Linked DNA regions of Homo sapiens: all the other regions are linked to region 4. A link is a contact called in ENCODE Hi-C or POLR2A ChIA-PET data. All regions are on one chromosome and are shown on one strand. Each heading gives the region's core, a stretch centred on a gene start or an enhancer-like site at or near the end of the contact. The rest is flanking DNA. Distances are from core to core; before and after follow the strand shown. Region 1 holds the start of EIF5A (eukaryotic translation initiation factor 5A). Region 2 holds the start of DLG4 (discs large MAGUK scaffold protein 4). Region 3 holds the start of DVL2 (dishevelled segment polarity protein 2). Region 4 holds the start of PFN1 (profilin 1).

What was found. Hi-C counts contacts between places; a loop is a spot of excess contacts on that map. ChIA-PET counts read pairs that join two places held with the same protein, here RNA polymerase II (POLR2A). Pooled maps may share reads with other maps.
Region 1: a loop to region 4 is called in a pooled map, with 15 times the contacts of the local background. The contact joins the promoter of EIF5A here to the promoter of PFN1 in region 4. A Hi-C loop is called at or near these places in 3 of 37 single-sample maps with no recorded cell type and 9 of 50 pooled maps. POLR2A ChIA-PET finds 5 or more read pairs at or near these places in 1 of 52 experiments (H1).
Region 2: a loop to region 4 is called in a map of sigmoid colon, with 7 times the contacts of the local background. The contact joins the promoter of DLG4 here to the promoter of PFN1 in region 4. A Hi-C loop is called at or near these places in 1 of 168 maps with a recorded cell type or tissue (sigmoid colon), 2 of 37 single-sample maps with no recorded cell type and 13 of 50 pooled maps. POLR2A ChIA-PET finds 5 or more read pairs at or near these places in 1 of 52 experiments (A549).
Region 3: a map of naive thymus-derived CD4-positive, alpha-beta T cell shows a loop between it and region 4 (15-fold over the local background). The contact joins the promoter of DVL2 here to the promoter of PFN1 in region 4. A Hi-C loop is called at or near these places in 3 of 168 maps with a recorded cell type or tissue (chondrocyte and naive thymus-derived CD4-positive, alpha-beta T cell), 9 of 37 single-sample maps with no recorded cell type and 18 of 50 pooled maps. POLR2A ChIA-PET finds 5 or more read pairs at or near these places in 3 of 52 experiments (GM10248, activated naive CD4-positive, alpha-beta T cell and naive thymus-derived CD8-positive, alpha-beta T cell).

The regions. Positions count from the first base shown.
Region 1 is chr17:7,306,209-7,308,908 of GRCh38, reverse strand. It overlaps EIF5A (eukaryotic translation initiation factor 5A), which reads right to left and starts at 1,281. Exons shown (of 6, transcript NM_001970.5): 1 at 1,157-1,281. RefSeq lists enhancers at 1-114, 1,345-2,155, 1,985-2,284, 2,156-2,700 and silencers at 585-704, 795-964, 1,325-1,434.
Region 2 is chr17:7,216,346-7,219,045 of GRCh38, reverse strand. It overlaps DLG4 (discs large MAGUK scaffold protein 4), which reads left to right and starts at 1,419. Exons shown (of 20, transcript NM_001321075.3): 1 at 1,419-1,928. The coding sequence starts at 1,899. It also overlaps a transcript of ACADVL not described here.
Region 3 is chr17:7,233,238-7,235,937 of GRCh38, reverse strand. It overlaps DVL2 (dishevelled segment polarity protein 2), which reads left to right and starts at 1,421. Exons shown (of 15, transcript NM_004422.3): 1 at 1,421-1,869. The coding sequence starts at 1,676. It overlaps PHF23 (PHD finger protein 23), which reads left to right. Exons shown (of 5, transcript NM_024297.3): 4 at 1-8; 5 at 98-900. The coding sequence ends at 312. RefSeq lists an enhancer at 1,224-1,273 and a silencer at 1,384-1,683.
Region 4 is chr17:4,947,140-4,949,839 of GRCh38, reverse strand. PFN1 (profilin 1) reads left to right here and starts at 1,310. Exons shown (of 3, transcript NM_005022.4): 1 at 1,310-1,577. The coding sequence starts at 1,446. It also overlaps a transcript of ENO3 not described here. RefSeq lists silencers at 1-260, 721-970, 1,101-1,440, 1,711-1,780, 1,811-2,040 and an enhancer at 351-520.

The DNA of each region.
Region 1 (2,700 bases), core at 32-2,531, 2.4 Mb before region 4:
TCGGCTTTTCAGGCCGGGCCAGTACAGTCAGTAGAAAGTGGGAGAGGTGGGGGGTGGTGAATGACAATAAAATGAAAGCAAAAGGTTGGTAGTAGTGAGTAGTAGAAAATCATACTAGGCTAGTAGAGTTAAGGACTTCGAAACCGTGGAACTCCCAAACCAGTTACAACAGGAAGACAGTGACAAGGTGAAGAACGCCTATCACGGTGGGAAACTCATCTGCCTGAGGCTTTTAGGCGCTGTCCACCCAGGCCGACAGAAAAGTTGGGCTCCTGTCCAAACGCCCTGTTTCCCCATTTCTCCGGCCTCCCAGCTCGAAGGGGTGCCACTTACACCTGGCTGACCGCCACACTTCACAGGAGGGTTTTTCAGGAAAGCTCCTGGGGCCCTTGAGGTTGGGAAGCGCTAACATATGCCTGCAGCAGGCCCTCCGGGGTGATTAGGACCCGAGCCTCCGGCTTCCACTCCTCAAAATCTCAGGCCCCCTCGGAACCCCCGCGAGGACTAGCTCCCCGCGCTAGGGGCTGCCGGCTCCTGCCGACCATGTGGCCGTTCCGGGCTTCCGGTGGCCGGGACCTGGGGGGAGGGGTCCCCGCGCTGCCATGCGGCCCCGGTCCACGCTTGGCCATGCGGCCTGCGACCCCGAGGGCAGCCTCCCGTGGGGGGCACTTCCGGTGCCGCGGCCGCCCCCTCCTCAGAGACTGCGCCAGGCCGGAGCCACGCCGCCTCCCCTCCCCCCGGCCGTCCGCCAACCCCCCCCATCATGCCCTCTCACCGAATAGCCCCCTCCCCCACCTCACGTGGCCGCGCTGAGCCGGGTCCTCAACGGCCCAGGTACCCTTGCCCCGGTGGGCCGATCTGGCCCCTGGCCCTCGCCCCGGCGTGGCCGCCTGGCGGCCTCTCCCGCGTGGCTGCCTCGCGGCTCGCCGTCCCCCGCCCTGCGTCGCTCCAACGTCACCGGGCCAACCCCAACCGTCACCCCGCGCGCCAACCGGGGCGCGCGCCCGCGCCTCTCCTCACCTCGCGCCGCTCTCTGGCCGAACCCGTGCGGCGGCGGCCGCCGCTCCCCTCTGCCCCCTCCCCGACCCCCGCGCAGTTCCATCTTCTCCCGGGCCCAAGCCAAGGTACCGCGCACACGCGCCCTGCCCGCTCTCACCTCGCGCGAACGCACTGACTCGACCCCGTCCGCTCGCCGCGAGCCCAACCGCTGCCTCCGAGCCCGCTGCCGCCGCCGCCGCCGCCTCTACCGCCGCCGCCGCTGCTGCACACGGGTCTTAGTACGCAGGCGCCGACTCCCCACTGACCAACCAAGCAGCCCTATGACAGCCGCGCAAGCGTGCTATCTATCTCCTCCGCCCTCCACCCCCGCACTGCGCAAGCGCACACACCCTACCCATCTCCACCCTCCCTCCCACCGACCCGTCCAATGACGCGCATACGTGACCCCGCCCCTCACAAACCCTGAGCGTTTTCAACTAATCTGCAACGCGCAGGCGCACCCGGTTTTTTAATCTCTTCAACCTCATCTTCCCTCCCCTTGATAGACCGCTCGTCCTACCGGGCAGTCCTTGCGCCTGCGCAATAAGGAGCCCTGCACTCCACACCCTCTAAAGGAAACGCCTGGGTCTCAGAACGCATGCGTGTTCGGAATCCTAAACAACCCCTTCCACCTCAGACGCCGTCAGTACGCCAGGCGTTGAAAAGACCACGCCGCTAGATCACTTGTCTCGTCTAGAACGCATGCGTCTCAGGATACGCCCCACCTCGGCTTTAACTGGACTTAAACGACTCACACGTTTCAGAAAACTTGCTCTGTGGGGTGGGCGCCTTGTCTTGGAATCAGTCCCCCCAGTTCCACACATGCGCGGGAGATGTCTTTCCGCCCCACTCTTCTAGCGCGCTAGTGTGGTCGGGTTCCCACCCATCTCGGCTTCACTTCTCTAAATCGAATGCCTATGCTCTGCCATAGAGTTCACCCGAGAAGATAGAGCGGTCCTGCGGCGGACACCATCTTCTTTAAACCCTCAGTCCGTATTGGTCTCTATGGCATCCATAGAGGCCATTCGGCTCTGAGGTCCTCAGTAAAGAAACTTAGATGGTATTACTGTGTTTTCCCCAACTGTGCTCTGCGGTTCCCCAAAGTATTGTCTACGAGGTCCCTTAGAAAAAATTGTCTATAAAAATGAGTGGTGGGCCGGGCGCGGTGGCTGACACCTGTAATCTCAGCACTCTGGGAGGCCGAGGCGGGCGGATCACCTGAGGTCGGGAGTTCGAGACCAGCCTGACCAACATGGAGAAACCCCGTCTCTACTAAAAATACAAAATTAGCCGGGCGTGGCGGCGCATGCCTGTAATCCCAGCTACTCGGGAGGCTGGGACAGGAGAATCGCTTCTCCTGTGGAGGTTGCCGTGAGCCGAGATTGCGCCATTGCACTCCAGCCTGGGTAACAAGAGCGAAACTCAAGTCTCAAAAACATAAATAAATAATACATAAATAAAATAAAATAGTGGTAGGCCGGGAGCGGTGGCTCACGCCTGTAATCCCAGCACTTTGGGAGGCCGAGGCGGGCGGATCACAAGGTCAGGAGTTCAAGACCAGCCTGGCCAACGTAGTGAAACCCCCGTCTCTACTGAAAATACAAAAAAATTAGCCGGGCGTGGAGGTGGGCGCCTGTACCAGCTACTCGGGAGGCAGAGGCA
Region 2 (2,700 bases), core at 170-2,669, 2.3 Mb before region 4:
TGCCTGCCTATGGGAAGAGGGGGCCAGGGTGTGTGGAGCAAGATGGTGGCGGTGCTGGTGCCTTGGGACCTGGGGGAATGGGACAGCTGGTCGGCTCAGAGACGGCCTACTTTACTCACAGCTGGAATTTAGTGGGGAGAAGCAGCTCAACTCCAATCCTGGAGGATTAGGGAGATTAAAGTGAGAGAAGAGAGAGATGTCCCAGAGACCAAGAGGTGAAAAACAGGGCTCCTTGTGGAGGGGAGGTCTGGGAGCGAAGTGGGGGGCTGGGGCTCGGAGATCCTTCTCCCCAAATCTTTCCGTAGGGGCTGGGGTGAAGGGCACAGTCTGGGGAGATGAAGTGACAGTGTGTTCATCTTCCTGTGTTGGCATCTTCCCTGTCCCAATTCTCCTTGCATCTCACTAGCTCCCAGGTCAGCCCTCTGGCTCCTGGCACCCCCACTGCTGCGGTGGGCACCCCCACTCCTCACAGTGCTGCATAGCGACCTCTTCCAGGCCTTGCTGGGTGAGTAGCCCGTTTTCTGAGGGACCTGGGCCTCCAAGGGCCATTACTGAACTTCGGGGGCTGTTTGGGAGCCCAGAGATCATTTGGTCCAAGCTGGAGCACCATGCAGGGTCCTGCCTATGGTGTCCTCCATGAGTGTGGACCAGCCTTGGCTGAAAGGGCTCCTCCCTTGCCAGCCAGCCAGCAGCGGTGATGACAGGGGTGATGTGCCTGGAGAGGCCTGGGGTGGGGAGGTAACTCAGTTCTGTTCCTGTGACAGACATCCTGGACTATTATGAGGCTTCCCTCTCAGAGAGTCAGGTAAGGAGGTGGGGGCGAGCGCCTAACTTCCTGAGGGGCAGGCAGGGCTGGAGGGGTGAGCCAAATATCACTAATATTACCTGGAATCTTGGGGGCCCTGCTGACAAAAGCCTGAGTCAGTGGCCCAGGGACTTGGGGCACCGAGAATGCACTCTCTGTGGTCCTGTACCCACTCTCCCTTTCTTCCTCGTTTTCTTTGGCTGCCCCAGTTTCAGGCACTAAAGAGTCTAGGGCTTAACTTTTTAGGTTTCCCCCTGAGAAACCTGAGGGAGAACTAGGCCCCCAGGGATTGCCTCCTTCAGCTCCTCCCTCACACCCGACCCCCTACCGCCTGCCGAGAGGCCTCCCTCCCGTATTCAAATAACCGTGGGTGCTCCCAGCCCAACTATAGATGCTTCCTTCTCTAAGAAATGAAATCCAGCCTCATCGTCTTTGCTGTCATCGCTGGTGGCTGGCCAGGTCTCCATGTTTGCCTCAGGGGCCTCTGTGCTTCTGCTTCTATCTCCTTTCCCATTATCCGGGTTCCTGCCAGCACAGAAGGAGTTAACTCTGCCAAGGCACCCCCCCCATTCTGGCTCCTAGCTCCCTCCCTCCCTCCCCCTGCTTCCTCTCTCCTCCTCTCTCCCCTTCCCTCTTCGGCTCCACGGCTCCCTCGGCCGCTGCCGTTTCCAACCCCCCCACCCCACTCCCCCGCCACGGCCCCTAGCCCCTGGCCGTTTGGCAAGACCCCCCCCTACCCCGGGGCTCCCCGAAATCCAGTTCCCCTCCCCCACCCCAGCTCATGCCCCAGCCCCCGAACTCCGGGGCTGCCAGCCCCCGGTGCCCCCGCCCCTCCTGAGAATCGGGGTGTGCTCCCCAAGCCCCCTCCCCTCCACTGGGGAGCCCCTTTTAGGGCCCCCTTCCCCTCCCTCCCACGCTCCCCTCCCCTTCCCTTCTCCAACCCCCTCCTTCCCCTCTCACCCCTCCCCCCATCCTGGCCCCCCCTGCAAAAGTGGGGTGCGGAGGGGGGAGGGGTGAGAACCCACGGAGGGGAGGAACGAAACTCCGATGAAGTCAGAGCCCCTTACCCGCCGCCGCGGCCAGGCCCCCCAACATGGACTGTCTCTGTATAGTGACAACCAAGGTAAGCATGATGGGGGGGCTATAAACTGGGGGGAGGGTATGAGTTTGTGGGGAGGGGTTAGTAGGCCTTATCTGGGACTGGCGCCCCTGGAGTGGCAGCATCAGAAGTAAGATGTATTTGGGGGTCTTAATTTAGTTTTGGGGTTCACATCTGAGAAAATGCAGGATTTGGCCACAGGTGCCCCCTGGAGTGATCCCTTTGTACCTGTAGGGATATGGAAAATTTAGGATATTCCATGGTTCGGGGGGCCTGGCGGGTTTGGGGGTTCATCAGCGCTGTTTGAGGGAGACTTATTTAAGGAGAAGCCTGGCTCATAAGGGAGTCCTGCTGGTGTATGTGGGAAGGTGGGCTATGTTGGGGGGTTCCTCTTTCCTCCCCAGGGAAAAGCTGGCTTCCAAGGGCCTTGTCCAGTTTTGGGGGGCTCCTGGCATGGGGTAAAGGTTATTGGTTGTGAGTGCCTGACTGATCTGGGGGTGTCAGCTGGCAGGGAAGGGGTGGGCCTTCAGACTCTAGAACAAGCATCTCGTGGTGGCTGCATTTAGGGATGCTCTCTCAATTTGAGGGAACTGTTAATTTAGGGTTCAGTCATATAGAATGGAGGTAGTTGGAAGTTGTCAGAGGGCTGGGGCCCTGGCATGGGATCACCTGAGGGAATGGACCAGGTGAGGCAAGGATTTGGGGGTACTCCCATAGGAGGCAGAAGATTGCAGCAGCCGAGCTTGCCAGCCCCTGAGGAGGAGGATGAGAGGCTTAGGGAGAGAGGGGATTTGAG
Region 3 (2,700 bases), core at 172-2,671, 2.3 Mb before region 4:
AGAATCAGGTGAGAGGTTCGGGCTGGGGCGAGGGGTTTGAGGGTGTTGTGGATCCAACAGCTCAGGCAGAATACCAAACAAACCTTTTTTTCCCCAGGTGATGACTCATGGGATCTGATCACATGTTACTGTCGAAAGCCCTTTGCAGGGCGGCCCATGATTGAGTGCAGCCTGTGTGGGACGTGGATCCACCTCTCCTGTGCTAAGATTAAGAAGACCAACGTCCCCGACTTCTTTTATTGCCAGAAATGCAAGGAACTGAGGCCAGAGGCCCGGCGGTTAGGGGGGCCTCCCAAATCTGGAGAGCCCTGATGGCACCAACTTTAGCCTGGAACTTCCAAATGACAACATGATTTGGGAACTGAGCCTCAGGGTCCTCAGCCTATCCCCTGGAGCTTGGATACTGTCTGCACTTCAAGGCAGGAATTCTCAAGGGAGACTTGTTTGAAAATGAGTGTCTCACTTTCCCACCCTATCCTTCCTCCCCACTCTGTGGACTTGAAATTGAATCCATTACGGTTGGGGATGGGAGGCTGTCTGTGTCCCGACACATAATCTCTGTCTCTTGGACCTGCCACCATCACTTTCTGGGTCAGGATTGGAATTGGGATGGAATGGGACAGTTGTCTATAAAACTCTAGTGTAAATATTAGCACTCCCCTCCCTCATCTTTTCTTCTATTTCACTCCCCATTTATTTTCTTCTACACCGGTTGTATTTTTAATTTTGGACTTCCCCTATTGGGCATGGCAGCTCAAAGGTGGAGTACTAGAGCCTGGCCAAGTGAGGAAGGAAAGCAGAAAGGTGACGATTCTCACTCACCTCTTTTGTTTTTAATAATATCGGCCGCTGTTTGTACAGACAGCCTGCGTGTTGTAAATAAAGCAGAGTGGGCTCTTTTGTGTTTATAGCCCTCACTGTCCTGCTCGGGAGGGAGGCTTTGGTGGCTGAAGACTAGCTGGAGGTGGGGCTGAAACCCACGTCTCAAAGTCCAATCTGAAGATATCACAGCACTGGGCCTTTCCCACCCCAAGACAAGTAAGCCACCTTAGAGCTTTCATTGTATTTGGCCCTCCCCACTCGAGTCTAGGAACCCCCACAGTCCCCACCTTCACTCCCTGCACGCACACTCCTGCGGGTCAGAGTTGCTTCGTGCTCCATCGTGGGTGGGGTAAAGCGGGGTGGGAGCCGATGGTCCGTTTCCTGAAGGCACAGGCCAGCTTAGCCTGGGTGCTCAGAGGACCTCGGCTGGGGTACACGTTTGGGGGCTGGGAGACCGTTGCTGAAGGCAGCGATCATGTGGCGGGGGCACTAGGCGGAGTCAGACGGTCACGTGATTGGGAGGGGATCACGTGACGGAGGGCGGCTGAGGAGCGCGGGGTGGCTGCCTTTAAGTCACGTGACATGAGGAGAGGTGGGCGGGTACCTGGAGGAAGCTCGCGGCGTCGGTGGCGGTGGCGCGCGGCGGCCGCTGAGACCGGGGCTTTGAGTCGCACCCCGCGGCCCGCCCCCCGCCGCCACCCTCGCAGATCCGTGCTTTTTCCCCTTTGCTTCTCTCCCGTACTGGGTCAGTCCTGTCCGCGCTCGCGCGTCGGTTTGCGGGTGTGCGCAGGCGCGGCAGGGGCCATTAGCCCTTTGGGTGGGCGGTGGAGCCCGGGAGCGCGCGGGCGAGACCATGGCGGGTAGCAGCACTGGGGGCGGTGGGGTTGGGGAGACGAAGGTGATTTACCACCTGGATGAGGAAGAGACTCCCTACCTGGTGAAGATCCCTGTCCCCGCCGAGCGCATCACCCTCGGCGATTTCAAGAGCGTCCTGCAGCGGCCCGCGGGCGCCAAGTACTTTTTCAAGTCTATGGATCAGGATTTCGGGTGAGCGCAAGGCCTAGATAGGACCGGCGGGGGCTTTGCTAGAGTGGATTGGGCGACATGGAGGGGCACACGTCTACTTTGGGCCACACTGGGATTTTCTGGCCTATGGTGGAGCAGATTGTACTATGCTGAGGTAGGTTGACTATCCCAGGATGGACAAGGTTATGCTTGGATAGATTGAGGCACACGGACAGACTAGGATATCCTAAACCAGATTAGACAAGATTAGGCTTTACTGGAATAGGTGGGGGCATACTGGTTTATGTTGGAGTATTCTAGTCTGTACTGAGTAAATTGATCCATTGTCTGGTTGTTTAGTACGTTCTCAGGAGTCCTGTAACGCCTGTAATCCCAGCACTTTGGGAGGCTGAGGCGGGCGGATCACGAGGTCAGGAGATCGAGGCCATCCTGGCTAACACGGTGAAACCCCATCTCTACTAACTAAAAATACAAAAAATTAGCCGGGCGTGGGGGCACGCGCCTGTAGTCCCAGCTACTTGGGTGGCTGAAGCAGGGAGAATCTCTTGAACCTGGGAGGCGGAGGTTGCAGTGAGCCGAGATCGCGCCACTGCACTCCAGCCTGGGCGACAGTGCGAGACTCCGTCTCAGAAAAAAAACAAAAAACACTTGGGCCATTATGGACTCTACTGGGTTGTATTGGTTAATCCTGGTTTCTCTTGGGGCAAGACTTGGTTTTATTGGAGCACTCGGTATAGGGGCAGACAAGGCTGTTGGGGCCTGTGCTAGCACAGGCAGCCGTATTGGGATGTTCCAATCTAGACTGGTGCAGACAGCTGCGTGTGGGGGCATTGTAGGCTGTGCTAGAATAGA
Region 4 (2,700 bases), core at 61-2,560:
GAGGAACACGGACTCGAGGGGCGTCGGGGACTGTGGGATTCGGCGTGGACGCCAGGGATGCGCGCCGCGCTCGGGAGGAGAGAGAAAACCAACCCCCTTTCCGCCCGGGCCGCGCTCGGTGACCCCTTGCCCCTAGCCCAGGCTCCGGAAGCCGCCCAGCCCTCGGCGGCGGGTCGGAGGAGGCGGTTTCACCGCGGCCGCCGCACGGCCGTCCCGCCCGTCCCGCCCTCCCCAGGTGGCTGTGAGCGCACATCTGACTGCGAAGAAACCCAAAGGGCCCGAAGTGGGACTTTCCCCTTCTTGAAAAAGTTGCCACTCTTGCAACTTGAGTATTCTTCCGCCTCGAAAAATAGCCCCGCCTGTTAAGCCCCGCGGGTGTCCGCGCTCTGTGACCTCTGCAGACACAGGCCAAGGGGCACGGCCGGTGATCCAGACATTGCCTGCCTGGGGCGGGCGGGGCTGGGATGTGGGGTGAGGCCCTGGGCTAGAGCCGATCCAGAGAAGGGACAATCCTCTAGACTGAGAATGGGCCCTGGTGAACCCAACCTGCACGACCCGAGAAGACGCTGGGGACAGAAGTGGCCCCGGTGGGTGCCTTCAGCTATGAGAGCGACTAGAGGATTTGGCCAAACTCTTCTTTGCTTTCTTATTACTTGAATAAGTAAAATCAAGGGTGGTGAGGCGGCAGCGCGCACGGCTTCGCCCCCGCCCCTTCCGCCAGGCGGGAGACACGTCCCCAGCCCGCCTTCCTTTCCCGCAGGGTCCACACGGGTCGGGCCGGGCGCGCTCCCGTGCAGCCGGCTCCGGCCCCGACCGCCCCATGCACTCCCGGCCCCGGCGCAGGCGCAGGCGCGGGCACACGCGCCGCCGCCCGCCGGTCCTTCCCTTCGGCGGAGGTGGGGGAAGGAGGAGTCATCCCGTTTAACCCTGGGCTCCCCGAACTCTCCTTAATTTGCTAAATTTGCAGCTTGCTAATTCCTCCTGCTTTCTCCTTCCTTCCTTCTTCTGGCTCACTCCCTGCCCCGATACCAAAGTCTGGTTTATATTCAGTGCAAATTGGAGCAAACCCTACCCTTCACCTCTCTCCCGCCACCCCCCATCCTTCTGCATTGCTTTCCATCGAACTCTGCAAATTTTGCAATAGGGGGAGGGATTTTTAAAATTGCATTTGCAAAGTTCGGTGTCTGGGCTGGCGAGTGGGGGAGGGAGGGAATGGGGAGTAGGCCCCGCCCCTACCGTCCTTTGCAAATAAAAATCTAGCGGGGCGGGGGGGGGGAGGAGCAGGAAGTGGCGGTGCGAGGGCTGCTGCACAGCGAGCGGAGCCGCGGTCCGGACGGCAGCGCGTGCCCCGAGCTCTCCGCCTCCCCCCGCCCGCCAGCCGAGGCAGCTCGAGCCCAGTCCGCGGCCCCAGCAGCAGCGCCGAGAGCAGCCCCAGTAGCAGCGCCATGGCCGGGTGGAACGCCTACATCGACAACCTCATGGCGGACGGGACCTGTCAGGACGCGGCCATCGTGGGCTACAAGGACTCGCCCTCCGTCTGGGCCGCCGTCCCCGGGAAAACGTTCGTCAACATCACGGTACTGCGAGGCCTGCGCGGTCCGGGGCACTGCTCCGGTTTGGACCCTGAGGGAGGGACTTGGGTGGGGGCGGGCGCGGTCTAGGGCGCGCAGCGAGAGGCCCTGACTGGGTGCTTGCCCTGGAAGCGGCGCGAATGGCGGCTGCACGTGAGTGGGTCCCTCAGTTGCCCGTAGGTCCTATGCCCCAGGCGGCGGCGCCCATCCCGCCCGCTACCCCGCTTTCCGCGACGGGGCGTTACATCCGGGGCACAGGGCGGGGAGGGGCGCGGCGCCCGGTGCGGCGGCCCACTTCCGCCTCTCCCAGGGCGGGGCGGGGACGCGCCTCAGTTTTTACTGGGGATTGGGATTGAGAGGGGACCCGGGGATCCTTGGACCCCCAGCTCCCCGTCCGGCTGCCAGCCCGCGTCCCTCTACCATTGTTTCTCCTGGTGCGGAAGGGAGCCCCAGGCGCGTGGTCTTGGTCCCTTGCCCACCCTCTGTGGGCTTCTGGCCCCTCCTAACTCCGTTAGAGAGGGCGAGGCCACCACACGCCCCCCCAGCTCAGCACGTTGGATTCAACATTCCTGCGAGGCCAATCCCGGAAGTCCCCTCGCCCTCCCTTCCCGCCATCCGGCGGGGCCTGGAGCAGGGGAACTTTGTGAGAAGTTCTGAGACAGCATAAGCGAAAGTATATTGGTTTACTACCGCTGCTCCCACCACCATCTCCCTGTCCACACTGCCCGGAAGTGGGGAGGGGGAGCGGAAGTTCAAAAGGGGGGGGAAGGGGGTTTCCGGGCGGGAGGGGACCGGATGTGGGGGCTTGGGGTGAAAGGGGGAGGGGGGAAAGGTTCCCGGGGTACCTAGACCCGAGAGCTGGCCTGCCGGGTCTGGCCCCTGTCCACCTTCAAAAGTTTTCCAACTTTCCCGGAAAGCCCCCAGGGGTCTGCTTCCTCATCTCAGAGCAGAGATACCTGGAGCTAAACTCTAGGTTACTTGGAGACCCAGGCGTCCGGGCCCTAACAGCTCCTGCAGAACCTTTGACCAAATAAGGGCAAAGTTGCTTCTCTTGCCTCGCCCGCCCCCCTCCCTTCCCCTCTCCGCTTCTGCTTTTCCTGAAGGAGAGTTCTGAGCATCCAAAGGCTCC